2 separate regions of the Homo sapiens genome follow, and region 1 is linked to region 2. Evidence: chromatin loops called from intact Hi-C (ENCODE). Cell type or tissue: chondrocyte. All regions are shown on one strand. Links, peaks and the distances in the headings refer to the core of each region. The heading gives the core; the rest is flanking DNA.

Region 1 (15,972 bases), core at 2,833-10,832, 270 kb after region 2:
CCATCACTTTCACACCACACCAGATACAGCCTAGTTCCCCAAACCGGAAGTGTCCTTTCCTATTCTGAGCCTTTGCCCATAGCAGCATCCTATCAACCTGACTGGCTCCTACCCACCCTTCAAGATTCAGTGAAAATGTCATTCCCTGCTCTCTCCTCTGGGTTTCCAAGGCACATTATACATACTTTTGGGAGAGCACATATCAAGGAGTTGGGTTGAGAGTATAGACCCCAACTCTACAGCCAGCTTCTGGCGCAATGCTTGGTGTACAGTAAGCTTTTGGCATGTACATTTTGAATAGCTGGTATATTGACATGACTCAGAATTCAGAAGGAACTATGCGTGCTCAGTGAAAAGTGTCCTTCCCACTCCTGGCCTCTAACAACCCAATACTCCTCCCCCTCTAGGGACCTCTTTTTGCATACACAAGCAAATAAGGTAATTTGCTTTGTTAATGAATAAAGAAACTAACAGTAAAAACCTGGAATCATTCCAAATGTTCAAAATCTGGGGCTGGCTAAGTAAGCGATTATATAGCAACATTATAGACTAATCTGCAGTCATTAAACATTATTAAAATTATTATAAGGCAGACTGTAGTATTACATGCTAAGTTTTAAAAGCAGAATATAAAGCAGACCTCCACATTGAATGCACTTGATTAAAAAAAAACAAAAAAAAAAAACCCCAAAAAAACTGGTCTCTTCAGTGATAGATGGAACTGATCCATCAGCCTGAGACAGAAATGATTGCTGCTTTAAGGTGAAGGCATTCAAAGTTTTCTTTTATGTAAAGTTGTTTGAATATGAAAAGAAAGGGGCTGGATTCTTGTGAATCTGCCTGATGAAGTGTGATTCATGATGGGACTCATTCATTCAGTAATTCATTCAGCAGACATTTGAATGCTTGCTTTGTCAGGAGGAAAAGCCAGAAACAATGGTGAGCTTCTGAGGATGAGCACTAAGTAGGTGATGGGGACATTAAGAAGCTCTGATGGAGAGAGAGGGGTGGGGAATGTGATGAGTTCATTGTAAGACTGGGGAGTTTGAGTTCAGTTTATTCATCAAGGGTAGCTGTATAGCAGATGGCAGGATACAGGTCTGGGAGCTCAGTGAAACAGCCAGGGCTAGTGATAGCCGCCAGTATATTTGTGGACAGGGAAGCCGGAGGTGGAATGGAGAAGTTAGACAAGGAAAGGGGAAGACAGATGAAATAAAGCTGTTTATTTCTGCAAATCTCTTAACACCTCTGAGCCAGGGCCAAGGGCACCAGGGTAGCAGAGGCTGTATCTGTTCCTGAGTGTTGAAGCGCCTCAGAGTTCAGGCAGAAACCCTTCCTCCCAGCCCCTGTCTCCCAAACCCCATGCATGCATGGCCTGGGTCTGGTCTTAGTTGTCCTGAAAGGCCTGGTAGATGAAGAGATGCTGTGACTGGCTTAGAAAACATGTAGGAACCCCTGAATGAGCATCTGGGAGAAAATATTTAAAAGGTTTACCTGAAGCCTAGGCAACATAGCAAGACCCCATCTCTACAAAGTAAAACATAGAAAAAATAGCTGGGTGTGGACATGTATCTATTATCCTAGCTACCAGTAGGCTGAAGCAGGAGGATCGCTTGAGCCCAGGAGTTCAAGGCTGCAGTGTGCAAAGATTGTGCCTGTGAATAGCCACTGCACTCCAGCCTGCGCAACATAGTAAGGCTGTCTCTATTTTTAAAAATGAGTTGATGGCATTCAGGTTAAAGAGAGCAGAGTTCGCGGTTACAGTGAGCTGTGATTGCACCATTGCACTCCAGCCTAAGAAAGAGAGCAAGATTCTGTCTCTAAAAAAAATAAAAATAAAAATAAAAGATTTACTTGAACAAAGACCAGCTAAGTAAGGCTGGACAGGGAAAGGGAAAGTAGGTGGGCTTGGCATTGGGGGCAGAAATGTTCCACTGCGGGTTGAGTGATGCGAGGGCCCCAGGAGGGGTAGATTTCTGAGTGGGGTTTGCCCCTAGTGAGCAGGTCTCAGACTGTCCCTGAAGGGGCCAGCAGGAATTTTTGCTCAAAACTTGGACAGAGAAAGGGAAGGGGTTATCCCCAGAGCAGTGTACCACCAGGATGTATTTCCTACCTTCATATGTCCTCAGGCCAACCTGGAATCCAGGCCCAGCTCAACCACTTAGAGCTTAGTGATCTTTGGGAAATCTCTTCTCTAAACCTCAATTTCCTCATCGACAGACTGAGACTATAATAGTATCTCCCTTGGGTGTTGTGAGGATTAGAAATACTGTATGTAAAGCTCCTAGTATATAGTAGGTGCTTAATACACAGTAGCCATAATTTTTATTCCTGCTACCACACTGGACTAGGCCAGCCTAAGACATTGCTCACTTCTACTCTCTTTGAGGGATTTGTTGCCAGTTGGAACAAGACACTGAAATCTAAGACTTTGCCCATCATCTTTTCACATACATTTGTCAAAGGTGGCCTGGCAGGCAGATATGTAAAAACTGGTTCCCAGTTTTCACTGTGCATAGTTCTTTTTTTTTGCTGGTCATTTCAGCACATGAAGAAAAGCATGTCACAAACCTCTTGGCTGGTGGTGAGATCTAGAAGACTGATTGAGAAAGCATCGGAGGAGCAAGGGTTTAAGTCGTGAACTGCTGAATTTAAAAAAAAAAAAAAGGCCGGGCACGGTGGCTCATGCCTGTAATCCCAGCACTTTGGGAGGCCAAGCAGGAGGATCACTTGAGCCCAAGAGTTCGAGACCAGCCTGGGCAACATGGTGAAACCCCATCTCTACAAAAAATACAAAAATCAGCAGGGTATGGTGGTTCACACCTGTAATCTCAGCTACTTGAGAGACTGAGGCAGGAGGATCGCTTGAACCCAGGAGTTTGACACCAGCCTGGGCAACACAGGGAGACCCCTTCTCTATTACCAAAATTAAAAAAAAAAAGCATCCCCTCCTCCGTCCCTCCAGCTTACCAACAGCCTGCTGCTCTTACTCGTCACTCTTGTGTCGTGTCTTATAACTGTTCAAAGTGCTTTTGCCTATATGATTTCATTTGCTCCCCACCCTGGCCTGTGAGGTAAGTAGGGCAGATATTGGCTGCCATCTCAGAGGGGCTAAGACAGTGACAGAGCTGGGACTAGAACCCACGCCTCCTTGTGATGGACAGAAACGAACCGTGCCCTGTTGACTTGCACCTTTGATGAGTGGGTTAAAAGGAATCTGTGAGGAAATGATGCACAGGTTTTGGGGACAGCTGTTTTGCAAGGAGACAGTGACAACAATACCCTATTGCTGTAGCGTGCCCAACAGAGACAGGTGGCTATGCTCCTGTTGTGCTAATGAGCAAACTGCAGGCGCAGGGTCAGCGGAGGAGGACTTTCTGGGGTTTGGGTGACACAGAGAGGCGGTTTTACAGAAGACTTTGCCTGGGGCCACCCAGCTTGGGAGTGGCAGAGCCCCCAGAATTGAGACTTTGACTCAGGACTCTAACTCCAACTTCTTGGGTTTGAAGTCAGCTCATTTCTCCCCTTGCCCTTTCTCACAGGGGTGTTGAGAGGAACAAGAGTGGAAAGGACAAATCAGTGTGTAACGGCATTAAAGGAAATAGTGCCTAGCATTCTCCTCTTCCAAATCTAATTGGCCTCCACGTGAGGGCCGCAGAGAGCAAATACTTTGGCTAAGCTGATCTGTTTGCGTGCTCTACTTCTTAGCTGTGTGAAGATATCAGATCTTGCTTGACAGGTTGTGAGAATGAAATAAGCAGCATATGTGAAAGTGTTTTGCAAACTATGAAGCAGTACTATCATTGAGAACTTTAAGAGTCTTTGCTTCCGGGAATCCAGCAAACCCAGCTCACTCTAGGACCCTGAAAGAACTCGCCTCTGGTGGGAGTAGAGAAGGTGGTGCTTTTTTGGTTTCTCCGGCCTTCAGGCAGACAGAACTGGGGAGGAAAATGGAGGAAGATGAGCTTGCTCACCACCTCCGTCTTCTTATCCCCCAGCTGAGGGGGCAGTGGCGGGGGAGCTGGCATAACCTTTGCTTTGGTGAGTCAGCTAAGAAGGAATTTCTAGAGCTCCACTGATGTAGACATGGTTGTTTTAGTTTGGATTTCTAAAGCTGCTCCTCTTTGAAGCAGCTTTAAGACACAGCTAAAAGCACAAGCAATTGGGAAGCACATGGAAAATGACAGCAGCATAACATCTTACTAGTGTGAACTTGAAGAAATCAAGTTTCGCAGGGTCATTGTATTAATAGTGTGGGAAAGTGCCTGGCACATACCAGGGGCCCAATATCTGTCCATTTCCTTTCCCTTCTCAGTGGACAGACTGCAGTCACTAAGCTAACAGAAAGCACTTACTCTTCAGTTGCCTGAGTTTACAGATAATAGGTGCCATTATTCATTTAATCCTCACAGCCCCAGGAGACAGCTTATCTACATACACCGAAGAAAAGGCAGCTCAGAGTCTTATTGCCCAAGGTCACGTCACACAGCCTGCAATTTTTGATTTTCTTATTTTTTAGTTTTGGGGGTGCATAGGTGTATATATTTATGGGGTACCTGAGATGTTTTGATATAGGCATGCAATGCATAACAATCACATCATGAAAAATGGGGTATCTATCCCCTTAAACATTTCTCCTTTGTTACAAATTATACACTTTTATTTTTAAATGTACGATTAAATTATTATTGACTATAGTCGCCCTGTTGTGCTGTCAAATAGTGGGTCTTATTCATTATATTTTTTTGTATCCATTAACCATCCCCATCCCCACCCCAGTACCCTTCCCAGTCTCTGGTAAATCTTCTACTCTATCTATCTCCATGAGTCCAATTGTTTTGTTAGTTCCCACAAATAAGCGAGAACATGCGAAGTTTGTCTTTCTGTCAGCCTGCAATTTTTAAAGCCAGAATTCAAACCCACCTTGTCTGGTTTGCCTGTTAGATATCAGGATGTGTGAAGCTGTTTAACTGAGCTGGGCCTCCTGGAAGGCCCAATCTTCAACGGACTTGGACCAAGAGGTAACTCCAACCTGGCCCATTTGGGAATAAACTCAGGGTGGAGTTTCAAAAACAGGAAATAGGCCATTGCTAGAGGCAGGCTGGCAGCCACTGGAAGAGAGCGGAAAATGTTGCTTTCCAAATCCTTGGGGGATTTAATCTGTGCTCTCCCAGTTTCAGGAGCTTATGTTGTGAGGGTGAGATGACTCCTCATTAAGCAGTATACAAATAGATTATTGGTAGTCTTCTGTCATCTCCCACGAAACACAACCTCCCCCTCATCACCTGACAGCCCTCCACTAACCACCCTATAAACAAGAGGGAACTGAGTCTCCTTTTCAAACACCTCTCCTAAGCTAGACTGCAGAAGCTGGGAGGGCTGAGTCATCTTCCTCTTGAAAGAAAACCCGTGTAACAAAGCCACAGAAGTATGCTTTCTGTGCATATCATTTGTTTCAACACATGGCTGCTTTTATAGGATGCCAACGCAAGAGCTGAGGACACTGTCTTCTCTGTTCCCCAGAAAGTAGGTACCCTGCAGTGTCATCTGTACTGTCCCCCTCCTCCACACCCATTATCTGCGTGACTGCAGGCACCTCACTAAGCAGCCAAACGACCACCACAGCACATTTACCCAGGCCATTAGTTTGGATTGTGCCAAGTATCTCACAGCATAGGCAAGAAGGGCCAATTGAAGAGTTAGGATGGCTGGGTGCGGTGACTCACGCCTGTAATCCCAGCACTTTCGAGGCCGAGGTGGGTGGCTCACGAGGTCAGGAGTTCGAGACCAGCCTGACCAACATGGTAAAACCCCGTCTCTACTAAAAATACAAAAATTAGCTGGGTGTGGTGACGGGCGCCTGTAATCCCAGCTACTTGTGAGGCTGAGGCAGGATAATTGCTTGAACCAGGGAGGTGGAAGTTGTAGTAAGCTGAGATCACGCCATTGCATTCCAGCAACAGAATGACACTCGTCTCAAAAAAAAAAAAAAAAAAAAAAAAAAGGCTATGGCCTGAGGCTACTCTTCACCCTAAGGGATATATGGTAAACGCATGAGAGTAAAGGCTCTGGCCTCAGATACATACACAAGGATGACTTTTAAGAGTGCCTCCTCTATCTCTCATTTCTTCTGGCCAAGCTAGGACGAGGTAGATAGGACTGGGAAGTAGACTACATCCCTTTGCGGTCCATTCACCTTACAGCTATAGTTTCTGAGAATAGTGCTGTGTACCAGGGAAAGCTCTGGTTTTTATGATCTCCCCTTGTAGAGTGCTGGATTGCTTCATGGTGCAGGGTGCTACTTATATGGCTTCATATCATATGCCCAGTAGGAAGGAGAATGCCTGGGCAGATCTGATGCTGGACCAATTCACTGCCCACATCAAAGGGCATCTCCCCATAAGCCCAGAGACCCACAGCTAAATGTCCCCACTCCCCCGGCAAAAAAAAAGCAGCTGATAGCCATATTTCTGTACAGGCTCATATAATAGAGGGGACTTTTATTATTTTTTCAGAGAATTCGGATAGCCATAGATTATACAGAGCCATTTCTCAGCACTCTTTTCCTTCCACTTAAGAAGCTGGAATACAACATGATGAGGATGATGCCAAAACAAGACTGCTGGTTCATATCATCTAGGGTACAAATACACACTTAATCACTTGACACTTTACTGAATGCAAAGCAAGATTTAGCATCTTTGCCCTCGTTGTACAGAGCTGAAGCAGGAGACCAGGGAGGGGAGGACTGCATGGTTTTCCTTGGCAGGGGAGTTGTGCACCCTGCAGTCCTGTGGTGTTGTGGGAAGATCAGCCCATGTTCTGTCGGTTCCCATAGCCCCTAGGATGGGTGTCCTTCCAGTCATCCCACTCCCGGGCTCTGTGGAGTGTTTGTTCATCATCCTCTTCCTCCTTTTCTTCTTGTTCTTCCTGTTGCTGAGCTGCTTTTCTGAATTCCTCTAAAGTGGAAAAATTAGAAAGGGAGGTGAGAAATTGAGGGAATGTTAATAAGTAACGTCAGGGGCCTCAGTTCCACTCTGAGCACAACCACATGCAATGAGAACAGGAATACAGCCAGCTGCCTACCCTGAGCCCGGCGGAAGCGGGGAGAGAACTTGCATTACCTAATATATCGCATGTTAAAAAATAGTACGAAAGGATGCTCTAAGTGGTTTCCACAAGAAGGCAAAAATCATAAAAGGTGCCCCTCAGAATGAATTCTATTTTGGAAGAGAATTCTTGCAAAAATGGCCAACACCCACCCCCCCCAAGCCCCTAAACAAAAACATTACCACCACCATCAAACAACCCCTGCAATCCAAAAACAGGAAAGAAAAAATATTTATGAATTTGTGATTTGTGAGTTGCCAGGGGGGTGGGATTGCAGTTGACGTTTCCTCCTCCATCCATTTCCTTTACTATAGTCATACATAAGTTTTTGTGCATAAAATTGAAAATCACAGGGCAGTTGGACCTACCAGAAAAGAATGCCTACGTATTATTTTGCAGTGCTTGAAATAGGCTCTGAGGTCCAAATGGCATTTATCATGCAGTGTACACCCAAAAGAAATTAAACCAACTGCTGCATCTCTTTTGCATTTTTTTTCCTTTGTGAGGTAAAGCAGCATTTTCCTGGCTACTCTGACTTTGCTCATGAGAAATAGTCTCATTACTATGAATGAAATGTGTGGGGATCTGATCTCTTCTAACAGCTCAGGAGTCTTTTTTTCTGAGATAGGGTTTCTCTCTGTTGCCTAGGCTGGAGTACAGTGGTGTGATCATGGCTAACTGTAGCCTCGAACTCCTGGGCTCAAGTCATCCTCCTGCCTCAGCCTCCCGAGTAGCTGGAACCACAGGCATGAACCACCACACTTGGCTAATTTTTACATTTTTTGTGGAGACAAGGTCTTCCCCTATGTTGCCCAGGCTGGTCTCGGCCCTCCCAAAGTGCTGGGGTTACAGGCGTGAGCCACCTTGCCTCGTTCTTTTCTTTTAAACCCTTTACTATAAAATAAAACATGGTGGAAACCACACAAGTACATATAAAACAAATTTTTGTAAGGAGGCCTTATAGCCTCCACTCAGGTCAAGAAACAGATCTCCTGTATCCACCCTAAAAGCCTCTCTGTGTACATTATACAAATCAACTCTCCTCCCCTGCAAAAGTAACCTCTATACTGCTTTTTATAGTAATAACTTCCTAGAGTTCATCACAGCTTTATCACCCAAGTGCATACCACTAGACACTGTAATTGTCCATTTGTACATTCATTTTTTTACTCAATGTATTTTTTAGTACAGAGTTGTGCAACTATCACCACAATCCAATTTAAAAAATTCTATAACCCCAAAAGATCCCTTGTGCCCATTTACAGTTAATTCCCATTCCTTCCCTCCCTGCCCCCAGCTCCTAGAACCATGAATCAACTTTCTGTCTCCATAGATGTGCCTATTCTGGACATTTCATACACATGAAATCAAAATCATGTAATCTGTGATCTTTTGCGGCTGACTTCTTTCACTTAGCATCATCACCTTTTTTTGTTGTTGTTGTTGAGACAGTCTTGCTCTGTCTCCCAGGCTGGAGAGCAGTGGTGCGATCTTGGCTCACTGCAACCTCCACCTCCCGGGTTCAAGTAATTCTCCTGCCTCAGTCTCCCGAGTAGCTGGGATTAAAGGTGCCTGCCACCACACTCAGCTAATTTTTGTATTTTTAGTAGACATGGGGTTTCACCACATTGGCCACGCTGGTCTCGAACTCCTGACCTCAAGTGATCTGCCTGCCTCGGCCTCCCAAAGTGCTGGGATTACAGGTGTGAGCCACTGCGCCTGGCCTAGCATCGTATTTTTGAGGTTAGCCTTGCCTATTTAAAAATGTTTTGATATCTTTTTAAATCTATGGGTTCCCCCTCCACCCCTTTCTTTCAAGTTATCTGTTGAAGAAGTTGGGGCATATGACCTGTAGAGTTTGTTTCCCAAAGACTGGATTTTGCTGATTGCATACTCATGATGCAGTCTAACATGTCCTCCTTTATTTTCTGCAGATTGGCAGCTGAATACAGAGGCTTGATTTGACTCAAGTTTGATCCCTTCAGCATGAATTATAATTATAGGTGGTGCTGCATTCCTTCATCAGGAGGCATGTAAATATCTCTGTCTCGTTGTAATGTTAGGAGCTGTTGATGCTCAATGCCGAGACCCATTCATTTATTGGGGGGTTTCAAAAAGGTGATACCCTTAATTTTAACTTTTTAAAATTAACTGGAATACTTTTACAAAGAGAGCCTTCCCCTCATCAACTACTATTTGGTTACCTAGTAGAAAAGATAAAATACTTGACTCTTTCCCTTTATTTACCATTTCTCAAGATATTGGGTTCCCTTATTAGCCTCTGAGGTTGAATAATTTGGTCTTGTTTTATAATATAATTATGGGCTGGGCACGATGGCTCACACCTGTAATCACAGCACTTTGAGAGGCTGAGGTGGGAGGACTGCTTGAACCCAGGAGTTCGAGATCATCCTGGGCAAGATGGCGAGACCCTGTGTCTACAAAAAAAATATTTATGACACTTATATTGGCTCAAAAAATTATAAAAAAGAAAAAAACTTTTAAAATCTGCCAGGCATGGTAGTGCATGGCTGTAGTCCTACTCACTCGAGAGGCTGAGGCAGGAGGATTGCTTGAGCCTGGCCTGGGCTCAGAGTGTGAGACCCACCTCTAAAAAAATAAAAATATATATATATAATTATGAACTTAGAGATTTAAACATATCTGGTGAGTTTCAGCCAGTTGCAACTATTATTATTATTTTTGAGACAAAGGAGTCTTGCTCTGTCACCCAGGCTGGAGTGCAGTGGTGTGATCTTGGCTCACTGCAACCTCCGCCTCCTGGGCTCAAGCGATTCTCCTGTCTCATCCTCCCGAGTGGCTGGCATTACAGGCATGTGCCACCACGCCTGGCTACTTTTTGCATTTTTAGTAGAGATGGGGTTTTATCACATTGGCCAGGCTGGTCTTGAACTTCTGACCTCAAGTGATCCACCCACCTAAGCCTCCCAAAGTGCTGGAATTACAGGCGTGAGCCACCGCGCCCGGCCCACAATTATTGTTTTAAAAAACTATTTAAATCAACTTCTTAATTTTAGAAGTTTTCAATTTACAGAAAAATTGAGAAAATAGTACTGAGTTCCTACATAACCACACCCAGTTTCTTATCATCAACCTCTTACATTAATACAGTTTCTGTGATACAACTAATGAACCAATACTAATATATTATTAACAACTAAAGTGCATACATTACTCAAATGTCCTTAGGTTTTACCTAATGTCCCTTTTCCGTTCCAGGATCCTATCCAGGTCACCACAGTACATTTTGTTGTCTGTTTCTTTAGTCTCCTCTAGGATGTAACTCTTTCTCAGACTTTCCTTCATTCTGATGACCTGGACAGTTTTGAAGAGTACTTGTCAGGTATTTTGTAGAATGTCCCTCAGTTTGGGTTGCCTATTTTTTACAGAATTAGACTAGGGTTATGGGTTTTGGAGGACAATACTATATATGCTATCAACCTGACTTCACACTGATAATAACCTCGATGACCTGACCAAAGTGGTATTTGTAGGTTTCCAACTAAAGTTACTTCTCCTGTCTCCTTCCACATTGCAGTCTCTGGAAGCAAGTCACTAAGCACAGCCCACACTTTCGGGGTACACAGTCATGCTACACCTCCTTGAAGCAGGAGTATCTACATAAAATTAATTGAAATTTTTCTGTAGGGGAGATTTATCTCTTCTCCCTCATTTATTTACTTATTCAACCACTTATTTCTATCACAATGGACTTGTGTGTATTCATTTTATTCCTAGTGTGATAATCCAATACTGTTAAATTTACTTTCCTGCCCAAGTTCTCCCAGTTTTGGGCTGTGAGGGTGCAGCTGGCTCTTGTGTTCCTTTAACACCCCAACAGTTTTTTGAGCTCTTGTTTTCTAGTACAGAGAGCCCTGAGTTAAGATTTTTCAAGTTTATGATGGTGTGAAAGTGACATGCATACAGTAAAAGCCATACCTCATATTTTGAGATATTCAATATTTTAGTATAAAATAGGCTTTGTGTTAGATGATTTTGCCCAACTGTGGACTAACGTAAGTGTTCTGAGCAGGTCGAAGGTAGGTTAGGCTAAGCTGTGATGTTGGGTAGGTTGGGTATAGCAAATGCATTATCAACTTAACAATATTTTCAACTTAGAATGGCTTTACCAGGATATAACCCCATCATACGTTGACTATCATCTGACTACGAGATGCTCCAGGTTCATCTTGTATATTCCCTGCCTCAGCCCTAGAATCAGCTATTTCTCCAAGGAGCCCTGGTTCATTTATTAGAGGATGGTATTAGAAACCAAGATTTGGGTGTTGGATGGACTTGTTGCTACTGTCAATTATCCTCTGTGAAACCGAATTGGCCAGTGGAAACATCTTTAAATTGGCTCGATATGACCCCAGTAGTCTTTGAAAGCTCCTTCCCTATCTTTTATGACAAGATGTTCCAAGCTTATTTGTATATTTCCTGCCCCAGAATTGTAGTCAGTTATTTCTCTAAGACACCCTGATTTCTTAAAAGAAAGAATATTGGGAAGAATATTTCTGTATCACAATTGGAGTTACTAGGTATACTCATTGCTACTGGGCTGGTCCTTGTTTCTAAGCCTTTTCAGTGAATAGAGCAAAAGCAGGGGTGGGTGTGTGTGTGTGTTTAGTTTTAAATAAAATTTCTCATGAGTTCATATGGAGTACTACAGGGTTTAAAAAAAATCTAAATTCTTTGGAATTACATCTGTATTCTTTCACATTAAAAGTCCTAGTTCTCAAAGACAGAGGATGATAGAATTAGATTATCTAATAACTGCTCATTTATATTATCTCACATTATACATAGTCTTGGAATAATAACACTAACTTTGACACTCCACCAATATAATTACTGAGAACTGTTAAAATTTTGCATGATTTCCCCATTTCTCCATTTTTAAAAAGTTATCTACATTATCTGGGCACATAGGCATTACATACTCTATCTCCCTTTTAATCCTCATTTCATCTTAATTCTACAAGTAACTGTACATTTAACGCTTGCTACCTGTCCTTATTTCAATGTCTCTCAACACTTTGGCTGTCTGAAGCTCATTCTCTAGCAAATTCATGGGATGGTGGAACAATATTTCTTGAATTCCTGCATGTTGATAAATATCTGTACTCTTTATACTTGAAAGTCAGTTTTACCAGGTATAATGTTCCTTGGCTCACATTTTTTTCCCTCTGAGTTTCTTAAATACCTGCTATTCCATTTTCTTCTTTCTTCTGGCATAAAGTATAGATCTCAAAAAATCTGAGGGTAACCTAAGTTGCTTTCCTTTATAAATCACTTACTATTTTTACTGAGATGTCTGTGGCTTTTTTTTCTTTAAAGTTCGGAAATTTTATTAGACTATGTCTTGTTGGTCATTCTGGGTCCTTTCCCAGGAACATGGTGTGATTTTTCCTATCAAGTGACCGTGGCGCTCGAGCCCTCCAGGACCAGGAGCTTAGGCCCCATGGAGAAGCTGGGCCTGGTGCCGGGCAGCAGTTGTGCCTCTTTGGTGCAGTGTCTCAGCCCCAGGGAACTGGAGCTTTGGCCCAGGGGGGCAGCTGGGACCCTGGTGCCTTAGCCTGCATGGCACCAGGTCCCTGGACCCCCCAGGGAAACACAGCCTTGGCTAATCTGTACACACTGCTCTCTGGGCCAAACGGCAATAGCACCCCCACCTCCCTGGATCTGGACCAGCCCTCCGGGGTCTGAGCCACTGAGGTGTCCCACCTTCCTGGGGAGCAAAGCCAACATTGCACTGCATCCCACCCCCTGGAGCCCAAGCCACAGCTATGCCCTACCATTCCTGGGGCTGTGTTGCCACTGCACCCGGCCTCATAGAGCTTCCAGGGTCCAGAGTCACCACTATACAGCATCTTCTTTCCTGGTGCCTGAATTGCCACTGTGCCCTGCTCCCTGGGGTCTGAGCGTCTGGAACACCCCTCCCTCCCCAGAGCCATGCCAGTACTATGCCCTGACCCCCAGGTTAGGAATCACAGCTACGTCCCTGCCCCTGGGCCCGAGCTACTGAGAAGTGCCTCAGAGTCATAGTCCTTGCCTTGGTGGGAGAGCAGCATCCACCTGTGCCTGAGACTGAACCTGCACCCATGTCACAGGTCCCGCAGCAGTTCAAGAAGACACTGGACCCAGGACCAAGCTCCACAGCCACCCTGAGCACCCGTGCCTTGGAACACAGCACTGCTGTGGCTGCCTGTGGGTCGCGTCACACCCAACACCAAGAGATTCCCCCCGCGCAACTTTTTTAATCCCAAGAAACTTTCCTTAATATTAACTTTTAGCATTTATTCTTTTTCCTTGCTTTGGCTTTCTTCTTCAGATAATCCTATTATCTATATGCCAGGTCTTCTTTACTATCTTTAGTATATGTCACTTTTCCTCAAACCCTGTTTATCTTTTTTCGTTTTAAAATTTTCCTTCCTTTTACCATAGTAAGGCATTTTCTGTTGTGTTCACTCATTCTTGTTTCCTTCTACTTTAGCCTATATTTCTGAAATGATTCATGTTCCCCAAGCTGTCATATTTCTGAGTTTTTCTAATCCTGCTTTATATTGTCCTTCCATGTCCTATGTTATTTTCTGAATATCTTCCAACTCTTTTTTGGATACCATGTTTCAGATTTGTTCTGTTTTTTTGAGCGTGTCTTTCTGTAGTGTTTTTCTCTTCTAATAACTTTGTGTAGGGTTTGACTTTGATAATTTTCTGTTCCCTTTTTCTCAGCTTTGTGCTGTATTTCACAATCCATAAAATCTACCCACTTAAAAGTATACATTTCAGTGTTTCTTTTTGTTTTTTTATTTTTTGAGACAAAGTCTCACTCTGTTGCCAGGCTGGAGTGCAGTGGCACGATCTCGACTCACTGCAACCTCTGCCTCCCAGGTTCAAGCCAATTCTCCTGCCTCAGCCTCCCAAGTAGCTGGGACTACAGGCACGTACCACCATGCCCGGCTAATTTTTCTTTTTTTTTTGTATTTTTAGTAGAGACGGGGTTTCACCATCTTGGCCAGGCTGGTCTCAAACTCCTGACCTTGTGATCCGCCTCCCAAAGTGCTGGGATTACAGGTGTGAGCCAACAGTTCAGTGTTTTATATTCAGAGTTGTGCAACCATCACCACAATCTGTTGTTCATTTTTACGTGAAATGTTTTCCTAAACTTGTAGAAAGAAGCATGGTTCAGAGTAGCTTTTCTAACTTCATAAGGGCTCCCTTTCTGCTGTTTTCATGTGAATTAAAGAAATATGATTACTTGCTTGATTGGAGTTCCTGGTTCTGGTCCTCTCTCCTAATTTCATCTGGACCTTTTCTTTCTTTTTCTATTCCTGTCCTGCTTAATTTCAATTCTACTCTCAGCAATTTCTCCTCAGTGTGAGTCCCTGTCCTGGAAGGGAGACCGGTGGATCAACTTCAAGAGTTCACTAAGGACTAGACTACTCTATCGCTTTCAGACCTTCTGACTATTGGACCCTCATACTCATCCCTCCCAGTTTCAACTGCAGTTCTTAAATTGGACTGCCATTCTTTCTAGGGAATACACTGTTTTGGAATTCTGTTTGTCAAGTTTTTCAGATGGCCTGTCAACTCTGGTTTTCTCCTGCACAGATGCCAATAACTGCTGGATCTTGTGGCTATGGGTAATTTGCCCTTACCTGTTTTTATTGTGAGGTTCATGGGGATACACTGCCACCTATTTTCATTATAAATATTGTCCATGGGTTTTTTCACATTCACTGAAGTGCAACATACGTGTAGAAAAGTATACTAACATTTGTATAGCTCAGTGACCTCTCACATATTGAACACATCCATGTAATCAGTACCCAGATGAAGATACAAAATATTTCTAACTCCTCAGAAGACCCTGTAGGTCCAGTTCCATTCATGATCCCCAACTAAGGGTGAACACTTACTAGCTTTCAACCAGCACACACAAGTATCACCTGTTTGTTGAAGTTTGTATGAATGGAATCATACAGTATATACTCTTTTGCGTCTGGCTTTTTTCACACGATTCAGCTATATTTGTCACTTATAGCAAACAAACTATAGTTTAACCTTATTGCTACATAGTTTTCCATTGTGTGAATATACCAAAATTTATTCTTCATTCTATTATTTATGGGCATTTGAGTGGTGTGTATTCAGTGTGGACTATTACAAATAATGCTGCTATGTTCAATCTTGTACAGGTCTTTTGTGGACATATGGTCTCACTCCTCTTAGGTATATACCGAGTAGTGAAACTGCCAGGTCATGGGAGTATACACGTGTCCAATTTTTGTGCATTACTACCAGAACCATGACCACCCCTAGTTTCCCTGCCTTTATTTCCTTTCATCTATTTACTTTGGGCTTTCTTTGTTCCCTATGCCCCCACCCCCACCCTTGTTAAGGTAAAACCTTAGGTAATTGATTTTATCTTCCTTTTTTCTAACATAAGTGTTGAAAGTTACACACATTTCCATCTCAGCATTGCTCGAGTTGTATCCCATAAATTCTGATGCTGTACTTTCACTGTAATTCTGTTCAAAGTATTCTCTTTTATTTATTTTTAAATGGGCAAACATATTTATTGTGTACAGTATGTTTTGAAGTATATATTATGGGATAGCTAAATCTAGCTAATTAAAAGATGCAGTACCTTACACATTGTTATTTTTGCAGTAAGAACACTTAACATCTACTCTGTATTTTATTTTCATTTTTTTTGAGATGGAGTTTTGCTCTGTTGCCCAGGCTGGAGTGCAATGGTGTGATCTTGACTCACTGCAACCTCTGCCTCCCAGACTCAACCGATTCTCCTGCCTCGGCCTCCCGAATAGCTGGGAT
Region 2 (15,961 bases), core at 6,233-14,232:
CAAAGTCCTAAGTGCATAACACGCAAACCCAAATCCTACCAAGCTGATGCTATTATTATCTTCATTTTACCAATGAGAAATTGAGGCTCAAAGATGTTAACACAGCTAGGTAACACAGCTGGAAGTGACAGAATCAGGATGCAAATCCTGATTATTTGACTCCAGAGTCCACGCTGTGAACCACTCTAGTACGACAGGTCTATTCTAAGTTCTCCTGCAGAATTTACATCTCAGTTCAATTCAGCAAATATTCATTGAGCACCTGCTCTGTGCAAGACCTTGACCTAGGTATTAGGGATACAGAGGTTCTTTTTTTTTTTTTTTTTTTTTTTTGAGATGGATTCTCATTCTGTCACCCAGGCTGGAGTGCAGTGGCGTGATCTCAGCTCACTGCAACCTCAGCTTCCCAGGTTCAAACGATTCTCCTGCCTCTCAGTCTCCCTAGTAGCTAGGACTACAGGCTCCTGCCACCACGCCCGGCTAATTTTTGTATTTTCTTAGTAGAGATGGGGTTTCATCACGTTGGCCAGGCTGGTCTCGAACTCCCGACGTCAAGTGATCCACCCACCTTGGCCTCCCAAAGTGCTGGGATTGCAGGTGTGATCCACTGTGCCCGGCCCTCAGAGATTCATTCTTAATTCAACAAATATGCGTGGAACACTTGCTGTGTGCCAGACACTGTTGTAGGATTTGGGGATATAGCAGGAAACAAAATAAAACAGAACAAACAGAACAAATCCCTGCCCTTGGGGAGCTTACCTCCTAGTGAGAGGACACAGACAAAAATAAACACAATAAATAAGTGAATTATGTAGTACAGTAGGTCCTCATTTAACATCATTGGTAGGTCCTTGGCAACTGGGACTAAGTGAAACAACGTATAACAAAACCAATTTTACCACAGGCTAATTAATATAAACAAGAGCTAAGTTCCTACAGCATATTTCTGGTCACAAAACATCACCCAGCTTCCAAATAAAGACCCAAAACACTTCTGATATTGAACATTGAAATAAATATGAGCTATGCATACATATAGAAAGATTAATGAAAACAAGTAAATAATTACCTAACCTTTGGTGAACCAGTGAGTGACAGCAGTGGAAGTGGTGGTGGGTTGAATCAAGGAATAAATGTATGCAAAGCGAAAATTGTAAGGAGCACCTCCCTACCACCATGCAGTTCAAAAGCAAACAATCACGAATATGGTGAGCTCGATGAGCACTTTCTTACCTCATAGTTTATTGTGCATTTGTATGATTATCAACTACTTGACAAATTTTTATTTTACAGTACTTTGTATCCATCCATCCATCCATCCATCCATCCATTCATTCATTTTTCAATCTGCTTATTTCAGTTCAGGGTCAAGGGTGGCCACAGCCTATCACAGCAGCTCAGGGTACAGGGCAGGAACCAATCCTGGACAGGATGCCATTCCATCACAGGGTGCGCTCACATACACACCCACACTCACTCACACTGGGACAATTTAGACACGCCAATTCACCTAACGTGCACTGGGATGTGGGAGGAAGCGCAGTACCCTGGAATACCCGAGAAAACCCACACATACATGGGGAGAGTGTGCAAACTCCACACAGACAGTGGCTCTGGCCAGGAATCGTTTTAGTTGTTTTTTTTTCCCCCTCATCAATGTTAAAACAAAATGATGTTGAAGAAAACAACATTATTCAGCATATACACCTGCTGTGTATATGGTGATAAGTGCCATGGAAAAAAATAAAAAGTAGAGCACAGTAAGATGGATTGGGAATGGTAGGGGAGGATACCAAGTTGTGATTTTTTTTTCAAGTTTTTTGCCCCCACAGTTTAATATGAAAGTTTTCAAACATACAGAAAAATTCAAAGAATTTTACAGTGAACATCCAATTACCCACTGCCTAGGATTCTCATTAACATTTTGCTATGCTTGCTTTATCATATATCTATCCTCCACATATCCTCTCCAACAGTTTTAAAAATGAAAATTTACAAACATACAAAAATATTGGAAGAGTAGTACAATGGACACCACTGTATGCCTTCCTTATCAAGTCGACAATTTGACTTGTTTTGATTGTTATATTTGCTCTGTCTATGTATCTATGTATCTATCCATCTATCTATATTTTTTAAAGAGTAGGTCTTGCTCACTCACTCAGGTTAGAGTGCAGTGGCGTGATCATGGCTCACTGCAACCTCAAACTCCCGGGCTCAAGCAATCCTCCCACCTCAGCCTCACAAGTGGCTGGGACCACAGGTGTGTGCCACCATGCCCAGTTAATGCTCTATCTATCTATCTATCTATCTATCTATCTATCTATCCCTTTTTCTGAACCATTTACATGTAAGTTTCATTACATGTAAATGGTTCCATTATTCATCTGTAAGTTTTGATAACTTCCTTTAGCCATTCTTTGTCTGCTGGCAACAAATTATCTTAGCTTTCCTTTGTCTGAGAATGTCTTGATTTCCCCCTCATTCCTGAAGGATATTTTCACCAGATATAGCATGCTGGAGTGCAGTGGTGTGACCATAGTTCACTGCAGCCTTGAAACTCCTGGCCTCAAAGTGATCCTCCTGCCTCAGTCTCCCAAGCAGGCTCCTCAGTAGGTGGGACTATAGGCGCACACCACTCCTGGTTAATTTTTTTATTTTTAGTAGAGACGAGGTCTCATTATGTTGCCCAGGCTGGTCTCAAACTCCTGGCCTTGGGTTATCCTCCCACCTTGGCCTCCCAAAGTATTGGAATTACAGGTGTTAGCCACTGTACCTGGCCACATTTGAATTCCTTTTCCTATGTAGGTAAGGTGTTGTTTCTCTCTTGCTGCTTTCAAGTTTCCCATCTTCAGTTTTCAGAAGTTTGATTATGATGTGCCTTGGGGTGAATTTGAGTTTATCCTATTTGGGGTTTGTTCAACCTCTTGAACCTGTTCATTTATGTCTTTTGCCAAATTTTCAGCCATTATTTCTTGAGTAATTTTTTTTAGCCCCATGCTCTTTCTCTTCTTCTTCCACATCTCCAATTATGTGAATGTTAAGTCCTTCGTTATAGTCCCAAGCATCCCTGAGGCTCTGTTCATTTTTTTTTCTTTGAGACTCTGTTTCATTTTGTCACCCAAGCTAGAATGTAGTGGCACAATCACAGCTTACTGCAGCCCCGATCTCCCAAGCTCAGGTGATCCTCCCACCTCAGCCCCCTGAGTAGCTGGGACTACAGGTGTGCATCACCACATCCAGCTAATTTTTGTATTTTTAATAGAGACAGGGTTTCGCCATGTTGCCCAAGCTGGTCTTGAACTCCTGGGCTCAAGTGATCTGCCCACCTCAGCCTCCCAAAGTGCTGGGATTACAGGCGTGAGCCACTGTGCCCAGCTCTGTTCATTTATTTTTTGTCTATTATTTTCTCATTGTTGTTCAGATTGGGTAATTTCTAATGTTCTATCTTTATGTTCACTGATTCTTTCCTCTGTCCTCTCCATCCTCCTTTTGAGCTCATCTACTGAGTTTTTTAGTTTGGTTATTATAGTTTGTTCTAAAATTTTATTTGATTCTTCATTATATCTCTTATTTCTTTGCCAAGACTTACTATTTTTTACATTCGTTTTAACCTTGTTTGTAATTGCTCATAGATTGCTCATAGAAGCATTTTTTTTAATGTTGGCCACTTTAGAATCTTTGTCAGGTAGTTGAAATCTTTCTCTTTCTCATTCAAATTGAGGGTCTCCTGGTTCTTGGTATAATGAGTGAATTTTTTTTTTTTTTAAGACACAGGGTCGGCTGGGCGCAGTGGCTCACACCTGTAATCCCAGCACTTTGGGAGGCCGAGGCGGGTGGATCACAAGGTCAGGAGTTCGAGACTAGCCTAGTCAATATGGTGAAACCTGTCTCTACTAAAAATACAAAAATTGCCTGGGCGTGGTGGCGGGTGCCTGTAGTCCCAGCTACTCAGCAGGCTGAGGCAGGAGAATCGCTTGAACCCGGGAGGCGGAGGTTGCGGTGAGCCAATATTGCGCCACTGACTCCAGCCTGGGCGACAGAGCAAGACTCCGTCTCAAAAAAAAAAAAAAAAAAGGACACAGGGTCTCACTATGTTGCCCAAGCTGACCTTGAACTCCTGGGCTCAAGTGATTCTCCCAACTCAGCCTCCTGAATAACTGGGACTATAGGTGCTGGGCTTAGATATAGAGTGATTTTTATTGCATCCTGGGAATTTTTGGATATTACAGTATGAGACTCTGGATTTCATTTACATCTTTTGTTTCTGGTAGGCTTCTTCTGACACGATTTTCATCAGAGGAAAGGGCCACTGCCTGGTTACTGCCGGGTAGAGGTTCAAGTTCAATTTCCCTCCTTGGTCTTGGTTGGTATGTGTGGTGGAGGCTTCTCCTTTCTACTGTGCAGGGGTAAAAATTCCAGCTCCCTACTATGCCTCTACTGATGCCTCTCTAGCTGGAAGGGGCAGAAGTGCCTTTTTACTGTTCCCCAGGTGGGCTTCCACTAACACCACAGTCAGGAGGTGGAGAGATTTTGGGAGGGGAGGAGAGGGAGGCTAATGGCCTCATCAAATGATATGTTGTGGTAAAAGTCCTGACTCACCACCAGGCTTCTCTGACACTGACACCACCCAACAGGAAGGGGTTCTTGTTACCCCTCAGGGATGGAAGTTTAGGCTCTCTACTCAGCCTTCTCTGACACTACCCCAGAGAGTACGGGGGAGCCTGGCCAGAGTGAAAATCTGGGTTATCTACTTGGCCTTTGCTGGCTTGGGTGCAGCTGCAGTTTTTTTTTTTTTTTTTTTTTTCTGTGGTGTGTGGTTGCAGTGGTGGTTATTGTCTAAGAGTTTTCTGTCTGGCTAAATTCCATTTCCTGGTCTTATGGCTAGAGAGAATAGGCCAGTTACTGGTGTTTGCATTTTTTTTGTCTGTGCCCATTGGCATTTCCAGGCTGCTGGCTTCTCCAGTACCTGATCTGGAATATTTGATACAACGAGAAAACCCAGGGAACTCATCACCTCGAGTTCAGGTCACTGGGGTTCCTAGTTAGTCTGCCCCCTTCCTCTTCTTTCATAGTCTTCTTATGTTTGTCTTATATATAATGTCCAGAGTTTTAGCTGTACTTAGTGTGAGGAATAGGGAGAAGTGTGTCTACTCTAACTGGGTCCATAACTGGAAGTCTTCCATCTTTTTTAAAAAATTAACTACATCGAGTTTTTGAAGAGTGCCAGTCAATTGTTTTGGATTTGTCTTTTTCCTCATGGTGTCATTTATCTCGTTCCTTTATACAGTACTCTCCCTCTTATTCATGGTTTTAACTTGCCATAGTTTCAGTTACCCATGGTCAACTGCAGTCTGAAAATATTAAATGGAAAGTTCCGGAAATAAACAATTTATAAGTTTTAAATAGTATGCCGTTATGTAATGAAATCTTGTGCTGTCCTGCTCCATCCCGCCCAGGATGTGAATCATCCCTTTGTCCAGTGTATCCACACTGCATACACTACCCACCTATAAGTCACTTAGTAGCCATCTTGGTTATCACTTCAGAATAATATAGTATATATAGGGTTTGGTACTATCTGCTGTTTCAGGCATCCACTGGGGGTCTTGGAACATATTCCCCATGGATAAAGGAGGACTATTGTACCCTGTATTTACTGTAAACTGGAAATTAAAATAGAGGGAATCTTAAATAGGTTGGTCAGGGTAGGCTTCACTGAGAACGTGGCATTTCAGCAAAGAATTGAGGGAGGTGAGGAAGTGAGCCATGCAGGGGGAAGCCAGTGCAAAGGTCCTGGTAAGGAGTGCAAAGGTCCTGGTAAGGAGTGCATCCGACTTGCTCAAGGAACAGCAAGGAGAATCAAGTGGCTTTAACAGAGTAAGGGAGGGGAGAACGCCAGGAGACGAGATCAGAGATTGAATAAGGGACTAGATTGTGTAGGACCTTGTAGACCACTGAAAAGATTTTGGCTTTCCTCTCAGAGAGATGGAGTGCCATTGGAGGGTTTCGTGCAGAGAACTGGCATGACGTGACTTGGGTTTAGCAGGATTGGTATAGCTTCTTTGCAGAGAATAGGCCACAGGGGCGAGGGTGGAAGCAGTGAGACTAGTCAGGCAGCTGCTGAAGTGATCCAGCTGAGAGGTGGTTGTGCCTTGGACCAGTGTGGTAGCACCAGAGATGATAAGTGGTTGGATTCTGGGTGTATTTGGAAGGGAGAGCTGACAGGATTTGCTGACAGATTGGATACAAGGTGTGGTTCCAAGGATTTTTTGCCAGGACAACTGGAAATGTGAAATTGCCATCAACTGAGATGAGGACAGTTTTAGGAGGGGTCATTTTTGGGGGAAAAGGTCAGCTGTTCAGAAACGAACATGTTGAGTTTGGGATGTTTGTTAGATGTCCAATTGGAGATGAACACAGGCCCTGCCACCAAGGTGCTCAAAGTGAAAGAAATGGAAATATGGAAGCAGATCATTACCATACCTGTGAAAAGTGGTATTTCAGGAGGGTGTACAGAAAAGCAAGTTATCAGTTCTGCTTGTTGGGGGGAAGGGGACTTAAGAAAAGTTTCACAAAGCAGATGATATTTTCAGTTTTGTCCCAAAGGGTGACTGGGCGTTCATTAGACAGAAAAAAGAAATGTATTGTTTTCTGTACTCCTAGACTTGGCACACAGTGATTGCTCAATCAGACCCAATCCAGTCACTATTTTTGTGAGTCTGGACATTACTTAACCTCTCTGAGACTTGGTATTGTAATCTGTGAAAAGGAAATAATCACAGTGTTCTTGTGAGGGTTAAATGTAGGACACTTAGCACACCACGTGGTACATAGTGGGTTAGTGTTAATTATGGTCATATGAATGAATGAATATCTTCCTTAATGACCAAATCTAGGCTAGGCTGGTAACCCAGGAGCCTAGTCTTTTATATGCTTAACAGTTTGTCAATAGAGATTGCTAGACTCCTTTCAACCTCTGAACTGCTCTGATTGAAAAATAAGCATTGATAAGCCTCGACTGAATGGAGAGGGTCAAACTACCCTCCTCAGGCCCCTTCCTTACCCCCTTTTTTGCCCTATCCCCTTTAACAGGTTCCTTCCTCCCTTCCTCCCACCCTCTCTCTCTTCATTTTTAATGATTGTGAGCAAAATCCCTTCAGACTCATAGTGGGCTTCTCCTCATTCCATAGGCTCCCTGCCGCTCAGACCGGACTGGGTTGACAAGGCTGGGAGGAGGTCAGCCACACTGAGACACTGTGACACTTAACTAGGGAACCTCCCTCCCAACTGCTAGGGCTCCAGCCTGAGACCCCAGGGAGACAGTCGCCCCCTACGGACCAAAAGCGCCCCACACCGCTGCAAGCAGCTCTGGTTGCTAGGCAACCAGGCGATGGAGGACTTCAGGAACGGATTTTCAAGCAGAGAGACCATTTATCTCCCCTTCCACCGCCACTCCGGCTCCTTCAGCAAGTAGACGGGGTTGGGACCGCGCGGTCTGCTGCTGTCTGTCTGATAAGCTGGGCTCATTCTTGAAAATAGAGCTTCACTGAGTGACCTCCATATTGTGCGTGGTGAAACGATCACTCTTGCCCCAAATGTGGTTTCATCTGGGGGCTGGAGACTCGGGTCGATGAAGGTGGAAGTTTCTGATTTGCAAGGAGGGGAGGAGCATTGTTGTGGGTGTGCACCCTTAGTCAATGGGAATTCTAGAAAATTGAGCTTGCGTGGGAATAATTTTGATCAGTCCATCAAGATTTCCTCACGATTCCCAATGTATACATTAGGAAACTCTTACGTTAGCCCATTAAAATAAAAAGGTCAATGGGAATGACAATATATAAAGGATCATTCATACCTCATTGGGGACAAGCAGTGGCTTTCATGAATACGGTTTCTCTCCAGACAAGGGAGAGATCATGAGGTCTGTAAATCCCTGTGAGTTGGGACAGAGCTCAACAAAATGGAAAGAAATAAAAAGAATGGCGGGGTTGGGGGTGTGATAAGCACAGAATCTGGCAGCTTCTGAGCTCTGTGTCTGGTTTGGGGATCCCCAGCTCTGTGCCCCCTGTGTTAGGACCATGCTGAAGCACTCCATCCTTATGAAGGCTGTGGGGGACCAGAAATCCATAGCTTTTCCTTCTAGTAACCTAGCATTCTGGCCCAGGAGTGGGTCCAGGCAGGCCAAGGCCATGACCAAAACAATCTTTCCACTTGGGACGCATCTCTGCCTTCTCGGCTAGTACAACAGAAGCTTGATTGTGGCAGAGCCCCAAGCCATGGCGAGCTTAGGGGAGAGCTGTGCCCAGGAGTCTCCTCGTGGGGTTTCCCTCAAGAGTTCCAAGGTAGAGATACCAGGGTGAGGTAACTAGCATCCAGACAGCATCTGGCCCAGCCACTGCTCAGTCCACATCTCCACAGGGCATAGTGGCAGGGGACGCTTCTTGCTCTCTGTGTTTCCAAACTGAACTGGGTCGGGGCTGTGCTCCTGCTCTATTAATAGCCCCCTAGCCCAGCCTGCTAGCCCCAAACCCGGATGCCAGGAGCTGTGAGTCAGCAGCTAAAAATAACGAAGAGCAACTACATCCGAACCCCAATGAGCAGCTCCCCCGGGTCCTCCGCCCTTAAGTTTTTGTCAGTGTCAGTCTCCAGCCCAGGGCCCAGGGCCTATAGGTTAAACCGCTTTAGCTGTCCAGTTCTCCTGGGAAGAGAGTGAGGATTTCCGGTGGCAGGCTCAAGGCTGCGTACCCAAGGCTAGGGGCTAGGAGAAAGGGGTCAGAGGCTGGCGCTGGGTTGGGGGGCCAGACGCTGGGTTTAGAGGGCCGCAGCTGAGAGTGTGAGAGCTGAGAGGTTGGGGCTGCAGGGATGGAGTTGCTGGAGGTCTTCAGGGTGAGGTTGGGAGGTGAGGGGAGGAAGAGACTGGGCGATTGGGAAGGGACAGAAAAGTAGGGATGGGGGAGGAGGTACGTGCTGAGAGGTGACAGCCCGGCAGTACCGGGCAGACTGGGGGCCCTAGAGCTAAGGCTGGTAGCCAGCCTGAAAGAGAGGGGATGGATCGGGAACCAGGAAAAGTAAGGAAATGCTGCTCGAAAAGGCAGAGTGTAGGAGAGACCTGCCCGGTACACAGCGGCGTGGACTCCCAGGAAGACCAGGACCAGGACCGGATTGCGGCGTTCGCTCTCCGCGCGCCTCCAGCCTCCCCGTGCGTCGCATGCTGGCACCCCCGCCCACCGCGCCAGCTGCAGGTCAGGTACGTGGGCGCGGCCGGCCTCCGGAGCCGGAGTGTGCAGGGATGCGCACGGAGAGGGCGGGGCGGCCAGAAAGGAAAGGGGTGGGCCCGGGAGAAGGGGGCGGGAACACGGATTCAAACTCGCCTGCGTCCAGCCAGATACCGGAAATGGCCGGGGACTCACTGGGAATTGTAGTTCCCGCGGCTGCCCGGCAACCGAGGGTGGGGGGCGGGTCTTGTCCCGAGGATGCCAGTGCTGCCCCAGGTCCCAGTCTGGCGAGAGAGGAGGAACCGAGAACCCGACCTCCCTACCTGGCCGACTCCTTAGTTCTACTTCCCTCCGTGTGGAGATACGAACTAGGTCGAATGTGGGTGTGGCGGAAGACTGTGGGGTCACCACAGAGCCCCTCTTGTCCCCATTTTTGGCTTAGCCCCTCCCTTCTTCTACTAGACTCTTCATCCTCCGTCAGCTCCGCACTGGCCACCTTAGCTGCGGAGCCCAGGGACTCCCGAGCCGCAAACACATTGGGGAACTTGCTCCTCCAAGGGAAGGCTGGGCCGGAAATTGGACCCTGCGCGCAGCCCAGAGGAGCGAAAACTTGTGGAAATCGGACCTTGCCCTCGGAGTCCTGAGTCAAGGACACGAGTCCCCAAGCGGCACGGAAAACAGGTGGCATTCAGCAAATACGTCACGGCGACGACGGATGCGGCCCTCCTCTTGGGGCGGCCACAAGGTGGAGCTACAGTGCAACCCTGCACCGCGCGCCCGGCCTCCGGACGCCCCCGAGGTGGCTGCTCTCCTGCGGGCCTCCCGCGAGCCTCCCGCGAGTCCTTCATTGCCGCAGGTGATTCTCCTCCCACCTCCAACCCACCTCCTCCCATCTCCCCCTGATGGCCCCTCAAGGTCGTGTCCCATCCAACCGTAGATGGAAGGTGCCTCCTTTCCCCAGCCCCTGGGCCGAAAAGATTAGGCTGTGACCAAATGGAGATTACATTCGTTGAGTAACAGATTAAGACAAGATACAGGAACCAACCTGCCTTGAAGAAAAGGCTGCGCACAGCAAAAAGCCACCTGTAAGCACAGAATTACACGGCTAGACGGGCTCTTCAGCTCCTAGCCTCTAGGCAGGAAAACAGCTAAGCTGCAAGGGTCGAGGAAGACAGTACATCGTGGAGTGGCGATGGTGTCTCTATCATCTTACAGTTCTCCGGAAAAGACCATTTCGTTATCTCCTTCAGTCCCTCTTCCAAGCTATCCCACCCCGACACACCCTGTGCCTTCTATGCAAGAACACGTGCACACAAGTCTGAGACATTATCCGAGCAATCTCCCTTTTACTTCCTCTGTTCTAGTTTCATTTGAGGAGAAACTTCTCATTACTCACTCTCTTCCCAAACATCTCAGGTCAAAACCCCAAAGGGAGCAGATTCCATAGCAGCTTAGGGAATGCCCATCACCTGGGCAGAGGGCCCTCATGGTTCAAAACCTCCTGTTGGCAAAGCTCCCCCCACTTGCAACCCACCACCCCTGAAGCATTCCACTTAAGCCACTCTCCAACCCTTGCTGTTTGGGCAATGTAGACTGGCTTGGGTGGGGAAGCAGGGCAGGGCATTCACTCCATCATGAAATTGTTGATCCTTGTCAGCAGCACTGCTGTTTCTAAGCCTGGGGAGGAGGGGGAGGGTGGGTCATCTAGGGAGTTAAGCAAGGGGAAAGCTACAGGAGGAGAAACATGAGGTGAGGGGAGAAAGTTCTTACCAGTTTTCCCTCTCTTCTTAACAAATCTTCTGTGGGGAGAAAAGCTTCCCATTATGAGTTCAGCTAGCTTCAAGCAGGCCCTTCCAGCCCCCACACCTGCTCCCCCCAACTGCCTTTCCTACATTCAAGCCAATTTGATAGTATAAGGAAGGGCCTAAGAATCTCAAAGGAACTAAAGAGACCCCAAGCCTTGGGCAGCATATGTGAGTCTGAAGCAGCCTCATCACCAGGGCCCTGGAGAAAGTAAGGACCCAGAAAGCTGAGGCACAAAGCACTCACCTTTGGAGGAGGAAGGTCCACAAAAGCAGCATGGTGGAAACACAATTGGTAATGACCCATATGATTAGGTAGGTTTGAGGGGTCTGTGAAAATAGGAAAAGGCCCCAAGGGTAGAATGTCAGGGGAAATAAGTAAGGAAGAGAGGGACAGGGTTAAGGAAAACCAGGGATGGGAGAAGAGGAGAGGTGACAGTCCCAGAGCCCTTACAATAAGCCAGATAGGGTAACGCATCTGCTGCAGCAGCTGGCAGTCGTTGGTGGTGACCGAATCCACCCCTGCACACCAAAGCAGAGAGAAGAGCCAGGGCTTGTTCACTACAAATAGGTTCACCGAGACATTATCCTTATGCAATGCCCTGTGAAGGTGGGAAAGAAAATAGGGAATGTCCAGAATCATGGTGCACAGGACATGGGAGGCAGCCCCCTGCCTGTGCTTGAATCTACAGTGCCACTGCCAAGGAGGTATCAGCTCTGCCTTTCCATAGCAGCCCCTGACCAACAATGATTTTCCTTTCATAGCTGAACTCTGTCTTCTGGTGGATTCCACCCATGGGTCCTAGCTTTGCTATCTGGGGCCACACAATGTGTCTCTCCCCTGGGTCCTGAGCAGAGGCCCTGTCTCCCTGAGCCTTCTCTTCTCTAGGCCCCACAGCCCCAGCTCCTTCAGCCATTACTCTTATCATTTCCTTCCCTGTACAAGCCTCTCTAATATGATATATTCCAATTTATCAATGTTCCTTTGAAAATATGGGGCCCGTCTCTGAAAATAATATCCCAGATGGGCTTGGACCAGCCTTTTTTTTTTTGAGACAGGATCTTGCTCTGGAGTGCAGTGGCAGTCTTGGCTCACTGCAGCTTGACCTCCTAGGCTCAGCCTCCAGTGTAGCTGGGACTATAGGTGGGCACCACCATGTTCAGCTGGTTTTTATTTTATTTTATTTTATAGAGACGGGGTTTTGCTATGTTGCCCAGGCTAGTCTTGAACTCCTAGGCTCAAGTGAACCTCCTGCCTTGGCCTCCCAAAGTGCTGGGATTACAGGTGGGAGCCACCATGCCCAGCCAGCTTGGGTCACCTTTGAATAGAGCAAAACTATCTCCTCCTGTCCTCTGGGCACTATGCCTGTATTCAGGTAGTCCAGAGTCAGGTTAGCCTTCGGCAATGTTACATCCCACTGATGACTCACTAGGTATACTGTTCAATGAAAGCCCTGGTCTTTTTCACACATGTTCCTGTTGATGCCAGTGTCTCCTCTCTGGTCTTTGTGCAACTGAAATTCTTTTGGGCCCCAAATAGAGGTCTTTCCATCTATCCCTGGTGCATTTCATCTTGCTAGATTTGGCCTATCTTTTTACAGCACCTAGACCTTTCAGGGCCTCGATTCCATCATCAGTGTATTCAATACCAATTCACATCTTTTGGAAACATGATCAGCAGTTGATTAGCAGCTGATATTGACCAGGACAAGACTAAGGTGAGAACCAAACCCTATGTCATGTCTTCCTCTTTGGTGATAACTCGGGGAAATAAATACTTACATAGCTAGGTGAGATAGCTCATGCTTATAACCGGGAGGCTGAGGGGGGCAGTGGCTCAGGCCTGTAATCCCAGCACTTTGGGAGGCCGAGGCAGGAAGATTGCTTGAGGCCAGTAGTTTGAGACCAGCCTGGGCAGGTAGTAGGAACCTGTCTCTAAAAAAAAAAAAAAAAAAATAGCCTTGCATAGTGGTGTGTGCCTATAGTCCTAGCTACTCAGGATCACTTGAGCCCAGGAGTTCAAAGCTGCAGTGAGCTCTGATCAGGCCACTGCACTACAGGCTTGGTGACAGAGTGAGACTCTATCTCTAAAAAAAATTTTTTTAATTAAAATTCAAATTAAAAAAAGAAATATGTATGATAACTGGGCTATCATTCAGTTCACATTTTTCTATCTGAACACAAGGACCTTATAAGAGGCTTTAGCAACCAGATGCTTTGAAGTCTGTCATGGTTCAGCTGGGTCAGCTTCTGGGGCTCAGCTCACATCTGGGACTCTCCCTGATTCACGCTCTCTTACCCTGATGTCTGTTGTGGAATAAAATCCTTCCCGTGGCCTACAAGGTCCTACCCAATTTGGCCCCTGCCTGCTTCTCTAGCTTCCCCTTCCCCTTGCTCATTAGACTGCTGTTCCTGTTCTGCAGCTCATAGTTAGCTCCCTGTGACCATTCAGGTCTCAGCTTAGATATCACCTCTTTAACCAGCCTTCCTAATGTGGGTGCACCCACCTCCCTGCCCCAGCCCATCACTCCCAAACCTAACCACTCTTCTACATCTCTCTGTTTTGTCTTCATAACACTTTTTCACTTTTCAATATGCATGTATTTTGTTAAGTGGTTTATTCTGTTTTCTTCAGTAGTACATGTATTCCACAAAAGCAGGAACCTTGTCTGTCTTATCTGTGTTGTTTCCCCAAAGCCTGCAATACTACCTGATACATGGCAAGTGTTCTGTAAATACTTTTTGTGTGAGTGAATGAATCAAGAGGCTTTGCTCTCCCTGAACTGGTTCTTCCCTGCCATTAAGCCTCATGTGATCCCCTTGGTTCCTTTCCTCTAGCACTCACTTGATATCCAATAGTGGCAGATCTTGATAGGGGAGGTTAAGAAACTGGGGCCTCTCCGTTCTGTTGCCTCCCTGACGTCCATATATCTGGCGCATTCCAGGTGCCCGTCGTTGGACATTAGCCCGATCTTCATCTGGTAGCCAAAAGACCTGTGGTTCAGGAAGGATGGGTGTGAAGCTGGGGAAGACCTAGGGATTCCAAGGGCAGGGACAGGGGCAAACAGTTTTGACCACAGAATGGGGTATGTGAGCTGGGGCAGGGCCCTGGGGGTAGGGGCAGCCTCAAAATCATCCTCATCATCATGGCCTAGGGAAGGCAGGGTGGGGAGAGGGGGTCCTGGCAACATCACCATGGCTTGGGGCACCCTTGCATTCAGCACAGTCTCCAATGTCTGGATCACAAAAGTGTCATAGTATGTGTGGTTCTGTGGGGGTCGGCGCAAGTCGAACATGATGGAAAGGTTGAGGGCTGCAGCTTCCTCCAATAGCTCTTCTAATGCTGGTACCGTCTGACTCTCAGCCTCTTTCTGATCAGGGCCTGCCAGCGGTTTGGCCCCCCAGAAGGGTCGCCTCTATAAGAAAGAACAATTATTTCAAGACCAGAAGAGGCTTCCAGGCCTTGCCCCCATCCTCACTATCTTCACTCATATCTTCCACTTGGTGTCCAGCTTCTTTCCACCTCTGAGCCAGGGCCTTTTTCCAAACTGTGGCCTTCTTCCAGACCGTCTACCATCTTACTCTGTGACCTCAACCTCCTACCCTTCCAGTTTCCTAACTTTCTCTCTCCCACTACACCTTCTCTTTGGTCTCAAGGAGACCTCTGCAATCTTGACCCTTTGGTTTCTTCCCAGTTCATCAGCCCCTTTCTAGCTGCACCTACATCCCTTACCCATGGTCCATCCACAGCTTGAACTACTTTTCCATAGCACTCTCAGCTCCCTTTCTGTCCCACTTGCCCTACAACTCCCAGACTCTGATTCAATTCTACAATTGTCTGCCTCCTCCACCCCTAGAACTGGGGGCTGAGCGCTGCCATGGGCAGAGTACACAATGTGGGCTGTTGGCACTGCAGTCCTTATTTTTCGCTCTCAGCGCTGCTTAACAATCCTTTTACTTGCTCTTGATTTGCTCCCTCTCCCATTCCCCCTAGTGTTATTCCAAGCCTCTGCTACTCTCCTCTCCTTATTCTCAATGAATGACCTCACTTCCTAATTGCTGACATGGATAAAGCTAGCTATCTAACACTTATTAAGTACTTACTATGTGCCAGGCAGTGTTCTAAGTACTTTATGTGCATTGACTGATTTAATCCTCCCAATAACCCTACAAGGTAGGTACTGTTATTATTCCCATTGTACAAATGAGAAAATTGAGGCACAGAGAGACTAAGAAATCCTGCCTCGGGTCACACAGCCAGTAAGTGGTATAGCCAGGGTTTAAACCCAGACATCCTTTGCTGTTAATCACTCTGATCTGATATGATGTAAAGAGTTAAATGGAAAAGAAGCAAATTGCAAAAGAGTCTGTGTAATGATTCTGTCTGTGCAAAATAGAGAGAGAGAGAGAGAGTTTGTGTATGCAGATGCACCTTGACTTATGATGGAGTTGTGTCTTGATAAACCCATTTTAAATTGAAAAGATTGAAAATCAAAAATGCATTTAATATACCTAACCTACTGAATATCCTAGCTTAACCTAGCCTGCCTTAAGTGTGCTCAGAACTTACATTAGCCTACAGTTAGGCAAAAATCATCTAACACAAAGCCTATTTTATAATGAAGTATTGAATATCTCATGTGATGTATTGAATATTGTACTGAAAATGAAAAACAATTGTTGTATGGGTACTCTTAAGTATAGTTTCTACTGAATGTATATCAATCTCAAATCATCATAAAGTAAAAAAATCATTAAGTGGAACCTCATAAGTCGGGGACTGTGTGAGTGTGTGTGTGTGTGTGTGTGTGTGTGTATCCAACTGTTAACAGTGAATATTTCAGAGGGACTGGATTATGGGAGACTTTGATTTCTATGTTATTTCTTATTTCTCTGATGTTTTACTTTTTACAATGAACATGTATTACTTTTACAATCAGG

The links. Hi-C counts contacts between places; a loop is a spot of excess contacts. Peaks named below come from ENCODE experiments on the same cell type or tissue, not always from the same donor. Only the 100,000 strongest peaks of a DNase experiment are listed, where the experiment ranks them.
Region 1: a loop joins it to region 2, with 4 times the contacts of the local background. A loop is called at or near these places in 4 of 110 quality-filtered maps.

Annotation. Positions count from the first base shown.
Region 1 is chrX:70,156,820-70,172,791 of GRCh38, reverse strand. It overlaps IGBP1 (immunoglobulin binding protein 1), which reads right to left. Exons shown (of 7, transcript NM_001551.3): 7 at 6,468-6,959. The coding sequence ends at 6,811. It overlaps LOC107985683 (a long non-coding RNA gene), which reads left to right and starts at 10,430. Exons shown (of 2, transcript XR_001755877.2): 1 at 10,430-15,972. In chondrocyte, for the core only: no CTCF peak of the experiment used is centred there; no DNase peak of the experiment used is centred there.
Region 2 is chrX:70,427,968-70,443,928 of GRCh38, reverse strand. It overlaps GDPD2 (glycerophosphodiester phosphodiesterase domain containing 2), which reads right to left. Exons shown (of 16, transcript NM_017711.4): 11 at 14,215-14,436; 12 at 13,866-14,014; 13 at 11,475-11,622; 14 at 11,268-11,350; 15 at 10,989-11,017; 16 at 10,548-10,895. The coding sequence ends at 10,843. LOC105373244 (a long non-coding RNA gene) reads left to right here and starts at 8,636. Exons shown (of 3, transcript NR_171576.1): 1 at 8,636-9,250; 2 at 9,681-10,074. RefSeq lists enhancers at 8,030-8,530, 8,518-8,597, 8,618-8,717, 9,578-9,687 and a silencer at 9,178-9,427. In chondrocyte, for the core only: CTCF peaks have their summits at 9,743 and 9,944 (motif pointing right); no DNase peak of the experiment used is centred there.